3 separate regions of the Homo sapiens genome follow, and regions 1 and 2 are each linked to region 3. A link is an interaction called in ENCODE POLR2A ChIA-PET data of the cell type or tissue named here. Cell type or tissue: B cell. All regions are shown on one strand. Each heading gives the region's core, and the rest is flanking DNA. Links, peaks and the distances in the headings are about the cores only.

What was found. Peaks named below come from ENCODE experiments on the same cell type or tissue, not always from the same donor. Only the 100,000 strongest peaks of a DNase experiment are listed, where the experiment ranks them.
Region 1: POLR2A ChIA-PET joins it to region 3 with 6 read pairs; 3 of 35 experiments call an interaction of 5 or more read pairs at or near these places.
Region 2: POLR2A ChIA-PET joins it to region 3 with 6 read pairs; 2 of 35 experiments call an interaction of 5 or more read pairs at or near these places.

Annotation. Positions count from the first base shown.
Region 1 is chr1:3,839,993-3,847,089 of GRCh38, reverse strand. It overlaps CEP104 (centrosomal protein 104), which reads left to right. Exons shown (of 22, transcript NM_014704.4): 5 at 1,739-1,801; 6 at 2,107-2,183. Among named protein-coding and RNA genes, the nearest start is that of CEP104, 14 kb to the left of the region's middle. In B cell, for the core only: no CTCF peak of the experiment used is centred there; no DNase peak of the experiment used is centred there; H3K4me3 peaks cover 342 bases; H3K27ac peaks cover 325 bases.
Region 2 is chr1:4,280,888-4,287,984 of GRCh38, reverse strand. No RefSeq gene overlaps it. Among named protein-coding and RNA genes, the nearest start is that of LINC01777, 130 kb to the left of the region's middle. In B cell, for the core only: no CTCF peak of the experiment used is centred there; no DNase peak of the experiment used is centred there.
Region 3 is chr1:4,024,213-4,031,309 of GRCh38, reverse strand. No RefSeq gene overlaps it. Among named protein-coding and RNA genes, the nearest start is that of LINC02780, 52 kb to the right of the region's middle. RefSeq lists an enhancer at 4,298-4,798. In B cell, for the core only: no CTCF peak of the experiment used is centred there; DNase peaks (open chromatin) are centred at 3,619 and 4,059; H3K4me3 peaks cover 1,330 bases; H3K27ac peaks cover 1,391 bases.

The DNA of each region.
Region 1 (7,097 bases), core at 1,003-6,002, 180 kb after region 3:
TGCCTACTTAACCTTAATGACATATGTGGCTCACATCCTATTTGTGTAGGACAGCACAGTTGTAAATAAACCCTCCCAACGTGCACAAGGTAAATTCCCTGGTGGAAATTGTGGACACATGAATGTTGCATGTAATCCAGAATCTCTCCAGCTTCAGGCTGCTAATTCTTCATCTCTTCCTTCCTCCCTCCCTTTCTTTCCTTCTTTTTTTCTTTTTCTCACATGATTAGTGTAGTAGAAATCAATTGTGTCCAAAGCAATCTTGTTAATTAGCACAAGCATTTACAACTCTCCCTGCCCCCTCCAAGAGGAATGTGAGCACCCAGCAAATCAAATCTCTAGACCAAGCGGGTGAGCTGGACAAGAGCGCAAAGGTCCAATTAAGCTGCCTGGCCCCTTGCAGCATAACACGCCAGGAAGCCAGAAGAATGAGTCTTAACCCTGTTCCTTCCTCCACCCACCTGCATGTATTTACCAGCAATGACCTGGCTGTTGTCTTGGTTTTCTTTAAACAGTTTGGAGTTTTGTTTTTTTAATAAAGATTTTTAAATAATAGATTATTTATTGTCCTTATGTTCAGATAATCTCGTCATGAATGATAATATATGTGCCCTGCATTTAAAAGCAGTAACTATCTAAAGCAGCACTTCACTGACATGAAAGACTAAAAAATTTCATTTCAAAACTTGCTCGGTTTCCCAGTTTGTGCCAGCTGCCCTCCTGCCCCAAATGTGCCTGTCTTGAACCTTTGCATTTTTGGAAGCGGTGTGGGGTTAGTCTACAGTGGTTGGGGGTGCAGGATGGAAAAGTGACTCCCCACCTCAGGTGAGACTCACCAACTGGGAACTGAGCTGTGTTAACTTTTCATTGTCTAATTTCCCAAGATCCTTCAAAGATGAGCTCCATACTGAATCTCACGTGGATGTCTCATTTTGAGGCTATGTTAAAACTTTGGGAGTTTTTAGCTATTATGATTTGAACTTTTTTTTTTTTTTTTTTTTTTGAGACGGAGTTTCACTCTTGACTCTTGTTGCCTAGGCTGGAGTGCAGTGGTGCAATCTCGGCTCACTGCAACCTCTGTCTCACAGGTTCAAACAATTCTCCTGCCTCAGCCTCCTGAGTAGCTGGGATTACAGGCATGTGCCTGGCTAATTTTGTATTTTTAGTAGAGACGGAGTTTCTCCATGTTGGTCAGGCTGGTCTCAAACTCCCGACTTCAGGTGATCCTTCCACCTTGGCCTCCCATAGTGATGGGATTACAGGCATGAGGCACCGCGCCCAGGCTTTAAATGGTTAAAAATAACCATTTGGTTAGCATTAGAATACTAACATAATTTATTTAAAATTCTTTGTTAATTATTAAAAATTATTTATATTGGCATAACATTTTAACAATTAATACGCTTTGATATACATCATCCCATTTGATAACAGTGTAGGTCAGAGTTTGTTATAAAGGGGTTAAGTCCAGCCTGGGCAACATGGTGAAATCCTATCTCTGCAAAAAAACACAAAAATTAGCAGGGCATGGTGGCTCACACCTGTAGTCCCAGCTACCAGGGCAGCTAAGGTGAAGGATCCCTTGAGCCCGGGAGGTCAAGGCTGCAGTGAGCCATGATCACACCACTGCACTCCAGCCTGGGTGACAGACGAGACCCTGTCTCAAAATAAGTAAATAAAAGGGTTAAGTCATTTCAAACATTGTATATTTAATTCTGTTATTTTAACACTTTCTTAGGTTGCTTTGGTTGCCATAAATATCATTGGAGACCCTGCAGATTTCAGTGATGAAAGCAATACTGTAAGTTTGGAAAGTTTTAATTCCTAAGGAAGTAAATCTATTTATAATGGGAGGGAGTCATTTATTTTCACCCAAAAAATGTGTCATTTTTATAATCTGCATAAAATTGACTAGTGAATAACTTTCAGATGATTTTTAGGAGCTGTAGCATATGAAACTTTTCTTTAACAGTTTTAGCTGTCTCTCCAAAAGATGAGGATCATTGAACCTTGCTGACAGCTTTATATGAAATAAATCTTGTAGTTAAGGTTTTGTGTTGTTCCTCTTTCTCTCTGAGACACTAAGCAGATGTTTTGCCCCCAAAGGCCTCTCGAGAGAAGTTGATTGACCACTACCTTGGGCACAACAGCGAGGACCCTGCTCTAGAAGGAACGTACGCCAGGTAAGAGTCCTGCTCCCCATCAATGAACTTCTTTTACTTTCCTCAGAATCCTGAAAGGGTCAGTCATTTCCAAAGGATTCTGGACTTAGAGCCTCTAAATTCAGTTTAGAGCTGGATAAGCCACTGATTGGATTGTCTGAAATTTACATAAAGATTAAGGTCGCTGTTTTATTTAGCACACCTGCATTTATTTTTTTCCTTTTTTTTTGAGACAGAATTTCACTCTTGCTGCCCAGGCCGGAGTGTAATGGCACAATCTCGGCTCACTATAACTTCTACCTCCTGAGTTCAAGGGATTCTCCTGCCTCAGTCTCCTGAGTAGCTGGGATTACAGGTGCCTGCCATCATGCCCAGCTAATTTTTTGTATTTTTAGCAGAGATGGGGTTTCATCAGGTTGGCCAGGCTGGTCTCGATGGAGTCTTGCTCTGTCGCCAGGCTGGAGTGCAGTGGCACGATCTCGGCTCACTGCAAACTCTGCTTCCTGCGTTCAAGCAATTCTCCTGAGCCTGACCTCAGGTGATCCACCTGCCTCAGCCTCCCAAAGTGATGGGATTACAGATGTGAGCCACCGTGCCCAGCCACACACCTTCATTTATTGCTCAGCAGAGACTACTTCCTTTCTTGTGTTCAGGTATCACTAGAAGTTTCCTAAAATGCGTTTAGAACAAAGATCTGTCAGCCGTCCTTTGATATTTTATCAGCACAAGCAAATTCATGGTAAAAATCAAAGATATTAATGGACCCAGGTTATCAGTTCTAGAGACATCACCTTATGGCCTCTTCAAAAGTTTATTCTTTAGAGGAGTGAAAAATATGTATCACATACGTTTTTAAAAACACAATTTTGCCGGGTGCAGTGGCTCACGCCTGTAATCCCAGCACTTTGGGAGGCCAAAGGTGGGTGGATCACGAGGTCAGGAGTTCAAGACCAGCCTGGCCAACATGGTGAAATCCTGTCTCTACTCAAAATACAAAAATTAGCCAGGCGTGGTGGCGCGCACCTGTAATCCCAGCTACTTGGGAGGCTGAGGCAGGAGAATGACTTGAATCCGGGAGGTGAAGGTTGTGGTGAGCCGAGATTGTGCCACTGCACTCCAACCTGGGCGATAGAGCAAGACTCCATCTCAAAAAAAAAAACACACACCACAATTTTTACCAATCTCTCTCTACCCGTTAAAAATATTTTTTCTCACTGCTAAATTTGGCTAAAAAAAAAAATGGGTATGGGGAAAGTTCGTCGTGTTAACAATTGTAGGCTGGGTGTGGTGGCTAACGCCTGTAATCTCACCACTTTGGGAGGCCAAGGCAGGAGGATTGCTTGAGATCAGGAGTTTGAAACCGGCCTGGGGAACATGTCAAAACCCCATCTCTACTAAAAATACAAAAATTAGCTGGGCATGGTGGTGCACGCTTGTAGTCTCAACTACTCAGGAAATTGAGGCAGGAAGATCGCTTGAGCCGAGATCATGCCACTGTATTCCAGCCTGGGTGACAGAGTGAGACCCTGTCTCAAAAAAAAAAAAAAAAAATTATACATATTTTTCTGCTGCTGTTGCCGCTTCCTCTTTTTTTTTTTTTTTAGCAGTGTAAGAACCGGGGGTGAATCCACTTTTGGGGAGCTAAAGGGCCCCGCTGTGCCATCCTCGGTCACCCTCTCTGTCCTGGGCACCTCTTTGGGACAGTGGTTCCCTTGCCACCTGCCTGCTGTGGATGACAATGAGGGGACTCCATTCCAGAGGTGCCTGGTCTAAAGGAAAGAAGGGAAGGGCTGCCATAGTTGCCGCAGTGAGAAAAAAAGAGGAATTGAAATGTTTTTTAGGCTGAGCGTTATGTCGCACGCCTGTAATCCCAGCACTTTGGGAGGCTGAGTTGGGCAGATCACTTGAGGTCAGGAATTCAAGACCAGCCTGGCCAGCATGGTAAAACTCCTTCTCTAATAAAAACACAAAAATTAGCCAGGCGTGGTGGCGCACACCTGTAGTCCCAGCTACTTGGGAGGCTGAGGCAGGAGAATCCCTTGAACCTGGGAGGTGGAGGTTGCAGTGAGCCAAGGTCATGCCACTGCACTACAGTCTGGGGGACAGAGCAAGACTCCATCTCACACACGCACAAAAAAAATTTTAAATAAAGAGGAATTCCAAATAATCCTTGGCTCTTCTCTGACAGCAGCTTCCCAATAAAGAAAAGATCAACTTTTTAAACTTTAATAGAAATTTCAAATTTGTCCGTGTTTGGTGTAATTTCACTTTTACCTGCATACAGACTGCTCGCAGAAAGTGATTAATTCTTGATCCAGGCTCTTCTATTTGCACACAACCTGGATCAGATTCTCTCTGCAGTTGCTCAGGAGCCACATGCGATTTGCTGAGCATGTGCACTGGTGGACAGCGAGCCTTCCCTCCTGCAGAGGCTACACCGCCTCCCCACAGGCCTGGTGCAGACCAGAGCTGTCACAGGCACTTGTGAGTGTGGAGTGCTCAGAGAGTAGAGGCTATTCATGTAATGTCTATAAAAAAATAACACCAAGGCCGGGCGCGGTGGCTCACGCCTGTAATCCCAGCACTTTAGGAGGCCGAGGCGGGCGGATCACGAGGTCAGGAGATCGAGACCATCCTGGCTAACACGGTGAAACCCCGTCTCTACTAAAAAATACAAAAAATTAGCCGGGCGTGGTGGCGGGCACCTGTAGTCCCAGCTACTCAGAAGGCTGAGGTGGGAGAATGGCGTGAGGCGGAGCTTGCAGCGAGCCAAAATCGCACCACTGCACTCCAGCCTGGGCGACAAGAGCGAGACTCCGTCTCAAAAAATAAAAATAAAAAAATAACACCAGCTTCTCAGTCTCTCCCTCAGATGCCTCCTTTGTGTAATAGAAAAATCACAGTACTCTTCCCATCCTTCAAGCTGGCAATTGGATGGAAGCACTGTGGGGAAGGAGCGCTGAGAGTGGATGGCTACCTCCCTCCTGCCAGCCTCTCCACAAAGACCGCAGCTGGGGCTCTGCCCTTACTGAAGCAAGTGCAGTAGGGCAGGAACAACCAAACTGATTAAGTCTTTAGTTTCTCAGTATCTCCAATAAAGCTTCTTTCTGTTATTTTGATTTAGACTTTAAATCTGTTGCCTTAATCCAATCAGCCAGGTGGGATGGCAGGCTGTGGTTTGCCTGTCCTGCCCCACGCCCGGGGTTTTATGAAGGTTAAGTGCAAGGACTGGGAAAAGCTGTGTGACTGGCACGTGCGGGCCTGTGCTGGACATGGAATCCGGTCATTGCCGCTGGGGGTTCTGTACCAAAGTGGGTAGATGGCACCCCACGCTGCTGCTGAATCAACAGGAGCTGGGACTGGGTACCACAGGACATGATGTTCACTTTGAAGGATTTTTATAATCAAATGAAGTCTTTGTGTTCATCTCTGGGACAGCAAGGCAACGTGACTTAAAGTGTCATATGTGTTACACTAAAAATAGTTAATGTGATCTTGTAGACACCCCAAAATGTTTCGCTGTTTAGTCACCCCTGGGATTAGACACAGTTCAGAGCTGCTGGTGCCGTCCCAGCCGCCAGCCTGTGGTGCTGCTGTGAGCGAAGTACCGTGACCTCAAGGGTGGGGAGATGCCAGAGGGGGGCTGTGAGTGCTTAAAGGGGGCCTATTCCTATGCCCCACTTGAATTCATTATAATACAGATTCACCAAGTACACTTTTACGACAAGTGTTTTCATTAAAACGTACCTGTCTCGAAGGGTGTTCAAGTCGCCGTAAGCAGCTGGCTTGTTTAATGGGGTTGATACAGCAGCTGGGACACTTCCATCCTCATCCTCTCGTTGCTTGGTGAGACTAACTTTACTGTTTACATTCTAGACCCTACTGTAGAGCTGGAAAGGAGGAATAGAGGTCATATTTAATCAGAAATGAGCTATTCAGGTGACTACAAAAGATCACTTATTTCTGAAGGAATGTTTTTGATCTCCTCTAGGATATGATGGTTGACACCATACAACTTAACCCTTTGAGTAAAACCTCAGTGGTAGCAATTCTTAACCTATCATGTTCATCAAAAATACTGTGATGCTGGCTGGGTGCAGTGGCTCACACCTGTAATCTCAGCACTTTGGGAGTCCGAGATGGGTGGGTCATCTGACGTCAGGAGTTCCAGACCAACCTGGCTAACATGGTGAAACTCCATCTCTACTAAAAATACAAAAAATTAGCCAGGCATGCTGGCTCACGCCTGTACTCCCAGCTGTTTGGGAGGCTGAGGCATGAGAATTGCTTGAACCCAGGAGGCAGAGGTTGCAGTGAGCCCAAGATCATGCCACTGCACTCCAGCCTGGTCAACAGAACTCTGTCTCAAAGAAAAAAATAAAAAAATACAGGCTGGGCGCAGTGGCTCAGGCCTATAATCCCAACACTTTGGGAGGCTGAGACTGGTGGATCACTTGAGGTCAGGAGTTTGAGACCAGCCTGGCCAACATGATGAAAACCCGTCTATACTAAAAAATACAAAAACTAGCCAGGTGTGGTGCCACACACCTATAATCCTAGCTACTCAGGAGGCTGAGGCAGGAGAATCGCCTGAACCCGGGAGGTGGAGGTTGCAGTGAGCCGAGATTGCGCCATTGCACTCCAGCCTAGGCAACAGAGTGAGACTCCGCCTCCGAAAAAAGAAAAGAAGAAAAAAATACTGTGTTGTTATAAAATACGGCGCCTGGACTCCATCTTGGGCCCACTGGTCACATTTCTTAGGGTGGGGCCTGGTCATCCATTTGTCTTTGTTTTTGTTTTTCTCCTTGTTCTGCAGTTGATTCACATTCACTGTCCTATTCCCAGGGCCCATAACGAGGCGAGGCCCAGAGTCTGCACTCTGAGCGAATGCACTGGAGGCTCAGATGCCCTGAAGTGCAGTTTGGTCCATGGTCA
Region 2 (7,097 bases), core at 777-5,776, 260 kb before region 3:
CAACTTCAGCAAAGTTTCAGGATACAAAATCAAAGTACAAAAATCAGGAGCATTTCTATACACCAACAACATCCAAGCTGAGAGCCAAATCAAGAGCATAATCCCATTCACAATAGCCACAAAAATAAAATACGTAGGAATACAGCTAACGAAGGAGGTGAAAGATCTCTACAATGAGAATTACAAAACACTGCTGAAAGTAACCAGAGATGACACAAACAGATAGAACATTCCATACTCATGGCTAGAAAGAATCAATATTGCTTAAATGCGCATACTGCCCAAAGCAATTCATAGATTCAATGTTATTCCTATCTAACTAACATCAACATTTTTCACAGAATTAGAAATAACTATTCTAAAATTTATACGGAACCATAAAAGTGTCAGAATAGCCAAGGCAATCCTAAGGAAAAATAACAAAGCTGGAGACATCACACTACCCAACTTCAAACTATGCTATAATGCTACAGTAACCAAAACAGCATGCCCTGGTACAAAAACAGACACATAGACCAATATAACAGGTTAGAGAACCCAGAAATAAAGCCACACACCTACAACCATCTGATCTTTGACAAAGTCTACAAAAATAAGCAATGAGGAAAGGACTCCCTATTCAATAAATGTTGCTGCAGTAACTGGCTATCCATGTGCAGAAGATTGAAACTGGCCCCTTCCTCTCACCACAAAAATCAAGTGGTGGATTAAAGTGGATTAAAGATTTAAATTTAAAACTCAAGAGGCGGAGCTTGCAGTGAGCCCAGGCCATGCCACCGCACTCCAGAGCGAAACTCCATCTCAAAAAAAAAAAAAAAAAAAAAAAAAAAAACTCAAACTATGAAAACCCTAGAAGAAAACCTAGGAAATGTCATTCTGGACATAGGTACTGGGAAAGATTTTCATGACGAAGATACCAACAGCAATTACAACAAAAACAAATACTGACAAATGGGACCTAATTAAACTAAAGAGCTTCTACACAAAAAAGAAACTAGCAACAGAGTAAACAGACACCTTACAGAATTGGAGAAAATACTTGCAAACTATGCATCTGACAAAGGTCTAATATCCAGAACCTATAAGTAACTTAAATCAACAAGCAAAAAAACAAATAATCCCATTAAAAAATGGACAAAGGACATGAACAGACAGTTCTCAAAAGAAAACACATGCAGCCAACAAGCATATGAAAAAATGTTTAATCTTAGAGAAATACAAATCAAAACCACAATGAGATGTTATCTCACACCAGTCAAAACGGTTATTAATAAAAAGTCAAAAAATAACAGATGTTGGTGACGTTGCAGAGAAAAGGGAACGCTTATATACTGCTGGTGGGAATGCACATTAGTTCAGCCACCATGGAAAGCAGTTTGGGGATTTCTCAAAGAACTTAAAACAGAACTACCATTCAACCCAGCAATCCCATTACTGGGTATACACCCAGAGGAATATAAATTGTTCTACCATAAAGACACATGCATGCCTATGTCACTGCAGCACTATTCTCAATAGAAAAGGCAAAGAATTAACTTAAATGCTCATCAATGGTGGACTGGATAAAGAATATGTGGTACATATACACCATGGAATACTACACTGCCATAAAAAAGAATGAGATCAAGTCCTTTACCACAACATGGATGGAGCTGGAGGCCACAATCCTAAACAAACTAACCCAGGAACAGAAAACCAACATCACCTATTCTCACTTATAAGTGGGAGCTAAACATTGAATACACATGGACACAAAGAAAGCAACAGCAGACACCAGGGTCTACTTGAGAGTGGGGGCTGGGAGGAGGGTGAGGATGAAAAAACTGCCTATCAGGTACTATCCTCATTACCTGGGTGATGAAATAATCTCTACACCAAACCCCAAGACACACAATTTACCCATGTAACAAACCTGCATGTGTACCTCCTGAACCTAAAATAAAAGTTGGAAAAAAATAAATTTAATTTAAAAATTTAAAAAATGCAGTCATCTCCGGTTATTTGGGTTTTAATGACCAAGAATTTATTCTGTAGAGACAGAAACCCCATCAAAATGCAAAATATACTTCAATATTTAGAAAAGAAATCATCTCCACATCATCACCTGCACCCCCAACACGATGCTCGTCACCATCATTATCACCGTCACCGTCATAGTAAATTACACATTAAACCACAGTGTTGTGTTCTACTCATTTCTCAGAGGTTCCCTGTGGGATTAAACTCCAGATATCACCCTTGTCAAGCTGGCTTGACAACATCCCCTTTATAACACTATCCTTCCCCTGTATCAGTTCTCTATTCCTCTCCTAAATAATCAACTTGCACTTGAATCGTTATCTCAGGATCTGATCCTGGGGGCAACTTAAGCAGAGAGCATCCTCTTGGAATTGTTGTAAGGAGTGAGTTAATCTGAGTAAATCCTGGCACACTGGAGGCATTCAGGAAATCTTCAGCGTCACTGGTCTCGAAAAGTTGCTGAGCTTTTTACCCTGGGGAAGTGGATTGTTGTAAGCGTTGCTGGAATTGATGGGGTCATAAGCAAGCGGCTTGGGAATCTTTTCTTCTACAATATCTGACCTGTTTTCTCAGTGAATTCATCACTTCCTCACTCAATTTAGCTTCCCCCTAGAAGGAGGCTAGATTTTTTTTATTAATTTCAAACTTATAGTTTAGATACAGGGCATACATGTGCACATTTGTTACATGGGTAAGTGGCATAGTGCTGAGGTTTGGAGTATGGATCTGGTCACCCTGCTAATGAGCACAGTACCCAATAGGTAGTTTATTTTATTTATTTATTTATTTATTTATTTATTTATTTATTTTTGAGACAGGGTCTCGCTCTGTCGCCCAGGCTGGAGTGCAATAGCACAATGTCAGCTCACTGCAACCTCTGCCTCTCAGGCTCAAATGATCCTCCTACCTCAGCCTCTCGAGTGGCTGAGACTACAATTGTGCACCACCACACCCAGCTATATTGTTGTTGTTGTTGTTTTTTCTGTAGAGATGGGGTTTCACCATGTTGCCCAGGCTGATCTCAAACTCCTGGACTTAAGCAATCTGCCCAACTCAGCCTCCCAAAGTGCTAGGATTAAAGGTGTGAGCTACTGAACCCAGACAATAGGTAGTTTTTAACCCACCCACTCCTCCACCCACTAGTAGTCCACAGTGTCTACTGTTTCCATATTTATGTTCATGTGTGCTCAATGCTTAGCTCACACTTATAAGTGAGAAAATGTGGTATTTGCTTTTCTGTTCCTGCATTAATTTGCTTAGGATTATGACCTCTAGCTCCATCCATGTTGCTGGAAAGAACACGATTTTATTATTTTTTAAATTTAAAAAATGGCTGTGTAGTAGTCCATGGTGTATATGTACCACATTTTCTTTATCCAATCCACCATTGATGGGCACCTGCATTGATTCCATATCTTTGCTACTGTGAATAGCACAGCAATGAACATAGGAGTGCATCTATCTTTTTGGTAAAATGATTTATTTTCTTTTGGATATAGACCCAGTAATGAGACATCGATTATTAATTTTATATCCTGAACACCTAACAGAGATGCTCATCAAATGGTTAAGAGACACATTTGCCTTTCCTACAATGGCCTCAGACTTCCCTTTCCCCAGCCCAGAGACAAAAGAAGAGGCTCTGGTGAAGCATCTCTGGCCCATCTTCCTATGGGACCTCGAGCATGTCATTTGGCCTCTCTGGCCCTCCCATTATTTTTTGCCTCTAAACTGGCAATCACAGTAATGATGACCCCATGGTGTTGTCATGGGGTAAGAGGAGGCAACACACCTCCTCTTACTGTGCTTAACACAGAGCCAAGGAAGAGTACGCACTCACTGAGTGTTTGCTTTCCCCTTAATTCTACAATAGCCACACCATTTGAATAGGGGGCTCCTATCTCTAACCTTTAGACACCACCCATGGACAACATACAAATGTAGAAGGAGACTTCCTTATAAATGCACCTGCGAGAGCCACAGCCACTCCTACTCTGCTGGATCTACATCACTTTCTTCCTGGCAGCTACATCAGCATTTGGATGCTGATCCCTAGTGTTCTTTTTAATTGAAAACCCGAGTTAACTTTGTCCTGACAACAATTGGTGTCCATGGTTCAGTAGGTGGCAAATGCATTAAACTTTCCCTGGTCCCTGTTGACCATGGAGGGGGAGAGGTGCTGCAGCTCCATTGAGAATACTGGGAACCTGGGTCAGAGAGGTGGGGTGGGAACTGGGGTGAGGGAGCCACCTCCCTTAGCAAACAGCAAAACACAAATCCCTGCCCTGAGGAAGATCTCCAGAAAGAAGGAGAGCCCTTCAGTCTAGAAGATTCTACAGGGAAGGGCCTCTTGTTTATGGGAACATCACCACAGATAGAGCTTAAGTATAATAACACTTATTGAATAAGTTACCCAATGATAATTGAGATTCTGCAGGCAGGAACGGACCTCTTGTTCAGCTCTTTTCCCCTTCTTCACAACCAGAAAGAATATTTGGAATGGAGGCATTGGAATAAGACATGCTTGTCCGTGTTTGTCACCCACAAGCTCTGTGATCAGAGGCATGTTATATCACTTCTCTGAGCTGTGAGTTTCTTATTTGCAAAACATGATTAATAATACCCAATCAGGCCGGGCACAGTGGCTTACGTCTGTAATCCCAGAACCTTGGGAGGCCAAGGCGGGCAGATCACCTGAGGTCAGGAGTTCAAGACCAGCCTGACCAACATGGAGAAACCCCATCTCTACTAAAAATACAAAATTAGCCAGGCTTGGTGGTGCATGCCTGTAATCCCAGCTACTCAGGAGGCTGAAGCAGGAGAATCTCTTGAACCCAGGAGGTGAAGGTTGCAGAGAGCTGAGATTGTGCCATTGCACTCCAGCCTGAGCATCGAGAGTGAAACTCCATCTCAAAATATAATAAAATAAAAAATAATAATAATACCCAACCCATGGGGAGAATATGAAGTATCACCCATATGGCAGCACATGGGAACTACACGGAGCTGCAAATAACAGGAAACCATCTAACAGTGGCTGTAATTGTCAGGGTGTTTATTTAACTCATGCAGCAGGGATAGGCAGTCCCGAGCTGGTAGGATGGTCAACCACGACACGAGACCTCAGTTCTTCCCTCTTCTGCTCTATCATCATTACTATGGTTTTTATGCTCATTGCCCCAAGATGGCTGCTGTGCCTCCAGCCATCACTCCCAGTTTCCAGGTAGGAAGAAAAGGGAAGGGTGAAAGGATGAGGAGCAAATAACCTCCTTCCAGTGAGGCCTTTAATTTTTGTTTGGGAAGGGTTGCTTTTTCCAGTAACTTTCATTTGGATCTCCTTGATCATACTTGGGTTATCTGGCCATCATTATTCTCAAGGGAATCTGGGAGAGCTGTCATTTTAGTTGGGCACATGTCACTACAAACGAACCATGGTTTTGTGAGTGAGAAAGGGGGAAAAACAGATGCTGTGTGGGCCAAGTAGCAGGGTGTGTCCCTTTGTGGTGAATGAGAGGTAGCATATGTCAGTCTACTGCCAGGATCATCATATCCCCTCTCTGATTAGATCTGATGATCTGATCTGCTCTGCTCATTACTCTGTGGGTGTGTAATATTCTAGGAAATTCTAGAACATTCTAGAAATGTCCCCCACAAGATGCTTGGACATCTCACAGATTACTGCATCATATGAAGGAGTTGAAATTTTAGACTATTTCACCTAATGCAGGCTGCTCCTTTCTCCAAACTCCTATTTCAGATCTAAACCAACCAACAAATATTTATGCACACTTTGTGCATCAGATGTTACACTTGGAGCTGTAGCAGCTCCTAAGAAGGATAAGACAGAAATCCCGGGCACCAAAGGATCTGCAGTCTACTTGGGACGCTGCTGATGGAAGTTAATAGAATCCATGCCAAGAGTGAGCATCAGTGAATCATCTGCACACAGGAATCAAGAAAGCAAGATTGCTTTGGGGCCATTCATAAGGCTGGATACACAAGTCACCTCCCAAAATGCTGTTAATTCTCTGTGATGTTTGCATCTGTGTCTCTCGAGCACACAAAATTTAGGCAGGGGAGGAGAGAAAAAGAATATAAAAGCAAGAAAGAGAAAAGTATGTTCCCTATCAAATGTGTGTAACTGGTGAATTTAGCTTCTGGAAGTACAGTTATCAATAGCTCGTGAGTCCAGCAGCTCTGTGGAGCAACCTGTCAAAAGCATTAGATCAGTCATAAAACTATTTGACTGTGTTTGTGATTCACAGAGCTTTCTAGTAGACCTCGGGCATGGTTCTACGGATTCCAGAAGTCTTTCTTCCTTGAATATTCCTTCTCATGAAAATGCATCTCTGGTGAGCTCTCCATTTTTCTTCTGAAGTTGACTCACTGCATTTTCAGTGCCCTCTCTCTCAAAGACCTCATTGAGCCTGCACAGGACTCAGGGAGGTGTTTTGGGAGTGGGGCGGTAACAGCCTGATTTCTTAAGTTATGAATGGTCCTAATTTCCTGCAGGTGAAAGGCAAGAAAATGTTGGATCCTTGTCTAGGAAAGAGATTTGGAAACTGAGAATGATGGGGCCGTGCTCAGTCTCGGGGGTCTGGGACCCATCTCAGCATCTATCCTAGGGATCCGGGAAGCACAGAGTGGAGCCAGCCAGACAGATGCCATCACAGGACAGGACTATGAGGTCAAGTGGGTGAACAAGTGACCTGGCCCAGCCCACACCAATGGGTTCTGCAGTTCCGCTCCATGACCCACCTGCCCAAGGCCCAGTGTTTATGACAGCAGTGAAGGAGATGAGGCCAAGCTCCAAAGGGATGGCTGTAGCAGAGGAGAGGGGAGGCCCTTCTCCACCCAGCCTATGCCAATGGGCACATCTACTCCCAACCCATACCCAACACTCCCAGGAAGTAAACCTAAGTGAATCAATGACCTGGTCCATGAGCCCACATCAGTGCACAGCTGAGGCTCTTCTCTCCTTCCAGATGACCTCCCTGCCATTGCTCAGTGCAGTGGACCCTCAGATCCTCAGATGCTCGACCCTCAGTCTGGACGGCTGTGAGGCCTCAGGGCATGGA
Region 3 (7,097 bases), core at 1,047-6,046:
GTAGGAACATAAGGGAACTTCCTCGACCTGATAAGGAACATTTTGCAAAATACTTACAGCTACCATCATATTAAAAATGACTGAATGCTTTCTCCCTAAGATCAGAGACAAGGCAAGGATGCCCACTTTTATAACTCTTATTCTTCATTCTGTGGAAATACTAGGTAGGGCAATAAGGCAAGAAAAATAAATAAAATGCAAACAGATTGGAAAGGAAGAAATAAAACAGTACCTATCTGCAGATGATATGATTGTCTCTGTAGAATGAACTGTGACTATACCCCCAAAAAACTAACAGAAGAATAAGTTTTTCAAACTTGCAAGATGCAAGGTCAACACACAAGAAGTCAATAATACTTCTACATAACAGCAATGAACATGTGGAAACCAGAATTTAAAAGTTAATATCACTTACAAATCTCTTAAAATATAGGATAATTGAAAATAATCTAACAAAACACATACAATATCTGTATAATGAAAACTAATGATGCTTACAAAAGAAACTAAAAACTGCCGGATGCGGTAGCTCATGCCTGTAATCCCAGCACTTTGGGAGGCCAAGGTGGGTGGATCACCTGAAGTCAGGAGCTCAAGACCAGTGTGGCCAACATGGTGAAACCCCATCTCTACTAAAAATACAAAAATTAGCTGGGCATGTTGGCAGGCGCCTGTAATCCCAGCTACTCGGGAGGCTGAGGCAGGAGAATCACTTGAACCTGGGAGGCGGAGGTTGCAGTGAGCTGAGATCGCGCCATTGCACTCCAGCCTGGGTGACAAGAGCGAGACTTCATCTCAAAAATCTCAAAAAAAAAAAAAAAAAAGAAAAGAAACTAAAAACTTAACGAAACATGGAGACATAACATGCTCATGGCTTGGAAGATTCATGTAGTAAAGATATCAATCTTCCCCAAATGGATCTATAAATTTAATTCAATTCCCACAAAAATCCAGTAGGATTTTTGAAGACATAGACAAACTGGTTAAAAAAGGAACTAGAGTAGCTAAGACAAATCTGAAAAGGAAAATGGAAACAGGAAGAATCACCCTACAGATATTTAGGCTTAATGGGCTTCAGCTACAGTAGTCAAGACTGGGTGGTATTAGCAGTGGGCCAACACGGAGATCAATGTAACAGGACCACACAAGTACAACTCACTGACTTTTCACAAAGGTACACATGCAAATCAATAATGAAAGGTGGTCTTTTCAACAAATGGTATTGGTCATCCATAGGCAAAACACACACGCACACACAGACACACACACACCTTAACCTACACCTCACTTTTATACAAAAATTAACTCAAATGGATCAAAAATCTAAATGGAAAATGGGAAATGTAAACTTTTAGAAGAAGACATAGGAGACAATTTTTACCACTTAGGTTTAGGCAAAGAGTTCTTAGCCATGACACCAAAAGCATGATTCATAAAACAAAACAAAAAAAAAAAGACAAATTAAATTTTGGCAAAATTCAAAACGTTTTCTCTTCCAAAGACACCATTAGAAGAATGAAGAGAGAAAATATGCATAAATCACATATCCAAAAAAAGCCTTATATTGAGAATATATAAAGAACTCTCAATACTCAACAACTCAATTTTACATGGTCAAAAGGCTTAAACAGGTGCTTCACCAAAGAGGTTGTGTGGATGGCAAATAAGCACAGGAAATGAAGTTCAACACCATTACTAATTGGGAAAATGCAAACTGAAATCACAATGAGACATCACCACTGCCTTAGCCCATTTTGGCTGCTATAACAGAAAACCACAGACTGGGTACTTTATAAAGAACAGAGATTTCTTTCTTACAGTTCTGAACCTGGAGTGTCTAACATCAAGGGGCCAACATCTGATGAGGGCCTTCATGCTGTGTCATCCCACATCCCAGAGGTGAAGGAAGAAGGACAAAAGAGCATGCATAGGAGAGCAGGCAGAGTGGGATGAACGAGCTTGCCATCAGGATCCCACTCCCACAATAATGGCATCAATCCGTTCATGAAAGAAGAGCTCTCATGACCCAATCACCTCTTAATAGTTCCACCATAACAGTTAAATTTCCACATGAGTTTTGAAGGAGACATTTGAAACACAGCAACCACATACCTTTAGAGTGGCTAAAGTCAAAATATGATAATATCAAATAGCAGCAGGACATGGAGCAACTGGAGCTCTCATCATTATTCACGGGAATACAAAACGGTATAGTCATTCAGTAAGACAGTTTGGCAGTTTTTTTATAAACTTAAACATACACTTACCATAGGACTCAGTCATCTTTCTCCTAGGCATTGTCCCTGGAGAAATAAAAACTTAGGTTTGCACAAAGACCTGTACGCAGATATTTAAAGCAGCTCTACTTATAATCATCAGAAACTAGAAACAAGCCAAAGGTCCTTCGGGTGAATGCATAAACAAACTGATGTGTGCATACAATGCAATTCTACTCAGCAACAAAAAGGAGGGAACTCTTGAGCCACAACTTGGATGAATCTCAGAGGCATCTTGCTGAGTGAAAGAAGCCTGTCTCAAACAGCAACAGACATGCAACATGATTCCATGGGTATGGTATTCTCCAAAATAGAAACCCATGGTGATGAAAGACAGATCAGTGATGGCCAAGGGTGGGATGACGGGGAGATGCTGACACAGAGGGTAGCATGAGGAGGCTTTGTGGGACGATGGGGCTGTTCTGTGCCCTAACCAAGGTGGAGTTTTATGCGTCTATACATGTATTAAAATTCATGGAACTGTAAACTAAAAAGAAACCTATTTTACTATAACAATTTTTTAATTGTGTAAAAGGAGGAATGACTTAGGTTTTTTTCAAACAATTTTTTCTCTCCCCTAAGAAAACTCCCACCCTCAGCTGTTAGAAGCTCACCTTTTCTTCTCCCCACATTAGCTTCTCCTTCAGCGTCTATAAGGGAACCACTGGCCTATCTAGAGGAGAACCGATATGGCCCCTATGGCCTCCTGGGATGCCGCAGAAGCAAATCTCCTTTCGTACATTCACATTCACAGGCTGCCTCTGAAGATAGGAAGGGCTTGCTTAGTTGGACCCTTTTAAAGAAGTTTTGCAGTTCACTTTCCTGGGCTAGTGGAAAGACGAGATAGTTAGGCCTCGGAACCCAGAATTCACTCTTGCCCCTGACATGGAATTGGGATCATGGCTCACTGCCTTGGCCTGGGAGAAATTTCAAGCCAGGTCAGAGGGAAGGACTGCACCAGGACAGGCTGTTGGGGCTGGAGGGACCCGGAAAAAAAGAAAAAAAGAAAAAAAAAACTCATCAGGCACAGCAGCCTCCACTGCATCTGAGTCTGGGGCTGGCCCTCCCACTACGCAGACATTGTCAGCACGCTGAGGAGGACCCTGCAGTGGGATCGTGTCCTTGGAACCCCAGCTCAGCTCCATGAATATCCTAAGCTACCAGTTTTCTCCAGCAAAGCTCAACAACCCTGGGCACTCCTCCAGGTCTGGATATGGAGGGTGATTCTCAGGCAGAGCAGAGCAACCCCACACCTTTTGGTGGGGCGCCTGGAAACTCAACAGCGAAGGGACCAGAAAACAGGAACAGAAACCCGGCTGTGCTTTGATCGCACCTCTTTTCACCACTCCGATGCTCTCCCCGCCCCCACCCTCCCACGGTGCCCGACAGAAGAGGGGGTGGCTGCGGTGATGCAGCCGGCGAAATAGCTTCACCTGCAGCTGTTGTTTTAATGCTAACTTTTCAGCTATTCCCAAGGCCAGGCTCGAGTTTGATTAAACTCCATTCTTGTACTTTCTTCTCTGCCCAAACCCATCTTGCTGAGGCAACATAATAAAGTGCAGTAAGTGGCTTCGATCGCTCACCAGAAAGTGATTTTCTCAACAAGGGCTGAGGGCGATTTGGGTTCCCTGGGTCCCTGAACCCATTTGCTGGACTTGAGAGGTTTTTTTGAGACCGAAGTATTTTGAAGTATGTTTTGAGGCTAATGTATTTCCATCTCTCCCTGGATCGGAGATTTGTGGAGTTTCAAAATGCGTGTTATAATAATAAACACAAGCTTGACAGTTTACTGTCTCCCTGGGGAATCCAGGCCTGTGCCACTTCTCCCCACAGTGCTGAAGACATAAATAAATGCAACGGCAGCCACGGCGGCACCAGCGGACCCCAGATTATTCCTGGAGGACAGCCGGCGTCAGGGGCCGCCACGGAAATGGGGGTCTCCATCAGGAATAGTAGCCTGGAGAGTTTTCAGATGACAGTGCCCCCTGTCCCCAAGGTGGGATCATGGCATCATAGACAAGCAATGTGTGGTTCCGGTGCCAGGGATGGAAGTTTCTGGAGCACTCACTGCCCTGGCCCCTAATCTGGTGCCCCAGCTTCCAGAATCATCTCCTACCACTCCATCCTCCACGGAACCCCATGAGCTCCCAAAGCCCAGCTGCGGTCTCGTCATGTACCCACTTAAAACGCAATAGCTCCCAAGGCCCCCTGGGAGAAGACCAAGCCCCACTGTGGGACACGGACAAGCCGTCCTCAGTATCCACGTGGAATCTTTTTTTAAAAAGGGGGCGGCTGGGCGCGGTGGCTCACGCCTGTAATCCCAGCACTTTGGGAGACTGAGGTGGACAGATCGCGAGGTCAGGAGATTGAGACCATCCTGGATAACACGGTGAAACCCCGTCTCTACCAAAAATACAAAAAATTAGCCGGGCGTGGTGGTAGGCGCCTGTAGTCCCAGCTACTTGGGAGGCTGAGGCAGGAGAATCACTTGAACCCTGGAGGCAGAGGTTGCAGTGAGCTGAGATCGTGCCACTGCACTCCAGCCTGGGCGACAGACCGAGACTCCATCTCAAAAAAAAAAAAAAAAAAAAAAAAAAATGGAGGCTACTCCTTTTTACTCCTTTTTTAAAAAGGAGATAGAAAATAAAACATGGTCATGGTGGGGTTGGGGTAGGAACTGGAGACATGTGAGCCAAGGGATACGAAGCAGATACAGAGGCTGAACAGCTCTAGAGGTCCAGTGCACAGCCTGAGGATGATACTTCATAATACTGCATTGCGCTCAGGATTTTTGCTCTTGCCACCAAAAAAAAAAAAAAGGTAATTATGCGAGATAATATGTTAATTTGCTTGCCTATCATAACCATTTTACTATCTATATGTATCAAAATATCATGCTGCACATCTAAATTTATACTTATAGTATTTTTATCGTCTACTATATATTTTTTAAGAACTCAGCAGTTCCCCATGGTGGTCTCTGTCCTCACCCAGCTCCCAGCCTCCCTCTCCTCTCCTCTCTATACATGCTCTGCACCCCAGCCTGCCAGACATTTGCACCCTAACGCAGCACAACTGCACCCACGGCCAGGCTTTTGTCCCGGCTGTTCCTCTGCTGGGAAGGACCTGCCTCCCACATCCTGCCCAACCTTCCCTGCCACGATGACTTTGTCCATGGTCTGTTCCTGACAACCACATGGCATTATACATAGGTGCCTATGTGTCTTTTGTGTCTGTTTCTTTTTTTTTTTTTTTCCAGCTACACTAGGAGCTCTCTGGGGGCCAAAACCACTTCTCTGGATCCCAGGACTTCATCAGCATCTCCTGAAAGATGCAGAAAAACAGAAAACAGAGAAAACATACATTTTACAAATATCTCCTGTGATCCTGAGAACTAGAGGCTATTAACATCTGACTCTTCTGCCAGGTCCCTTCCTCTGCCTAGTCCTGTCTGTAAAATTGGTGCCCTATATTCTATTCTCCTTTCCAACCTTTTTTCATGGAGCAATGCAGCATGTCAGTAAACATCCTATGGTTTCAGTCAGCAAGTATCAGTTCGTGTTAGTAAATATCCTATGGCTCCAATTCATTTATGCAGCCAGTCCCCTATTTTAGACATGATCTTTTCCTATTTTTCAGTATTAAAGACCCTACTGCAGCTGGCATCCAGAGTGTACAGCTCAATGCCTGTTTGAAGTGCCCCTTAGGATAAATAAATTCCTAGAAGAGGAACACTTCTGGTTCAAAGATACATACATTCCAAGCCCTTGAGACAGAGGGATGAATGGATGGATGGATGGATAGATAGATAGATAGATAGATAGATAGATAGATAGATAGATAGATAGATGATAGCTAGATAGAGATGATAGCTAGATAGATAATAAACACATGACAGGTAGACAGATAGATGATAGATAGATAATAGGTAGATAGATGACAGATAATAGGTAGACAGATGATAAAAGATAGAAAGGTAGATGATAGACAGATGATAGATAGTAGATATATAGATGATATATAGATAGAAGTTGATAGATAGATGATAGATAACAGGTAGAAGATAGATAGGTGATAGAGAGACAGATGATAGATAATAGATAGAAGATAAATATATGACAGATTGATGAAAGGATAGATGATAGAGATGACAGATGATAGATAGATAGATAGATAGATAGATAGATAGATAGATAGATAGACAGATAGACATAAGGAGAATTGGAGAGTGATCAAGACATCTGTGCTGACTTCCTGAAAGCTGACCTCACTATCTTAGTTTGGACCGTCATAACAAAATACGAGAAACTAGCTGCTTAAACATTTCTTCCTCACAGTCAGTTCCTGGTCAGGGCTCTCTCTTGGCTTGCAGACAGCCACCTTCTCACTGTGTCTTTGCACGGCATTGGGCAGGGGTAGGGGAGCAGTAAACAAGTTCTCTTGTGTCTCTTCTTATAAGGGCACTAATCCCATCATGGGGGCCCATCTTCATGACCTCATCTAACCTTAATCACCTCCTAATCACCAGCCCCACCTTCTAATAGCATCACACTGGGGGTTATGGCTCCCAAATATGAATTTTGGGGGAACATAAACATCCGGTCCATACCACCCCCTGCCCTCCCCACCAGCCAGGATCAGGGGTGCTCTTTCCACCACAGCGCCAGCACAGGAACCCAAATCTGGTCATGCTTCCTTCTCATTGGGCCAGAGACAATCAGCTTCTTCAATGATCACCCTCCTCCCAGGTTGATATGAGGCTTTTAATGGGTTGAAATATAATGGCCCCAAAAAGATATGTCTAAGTCCTAATTCCTGGTA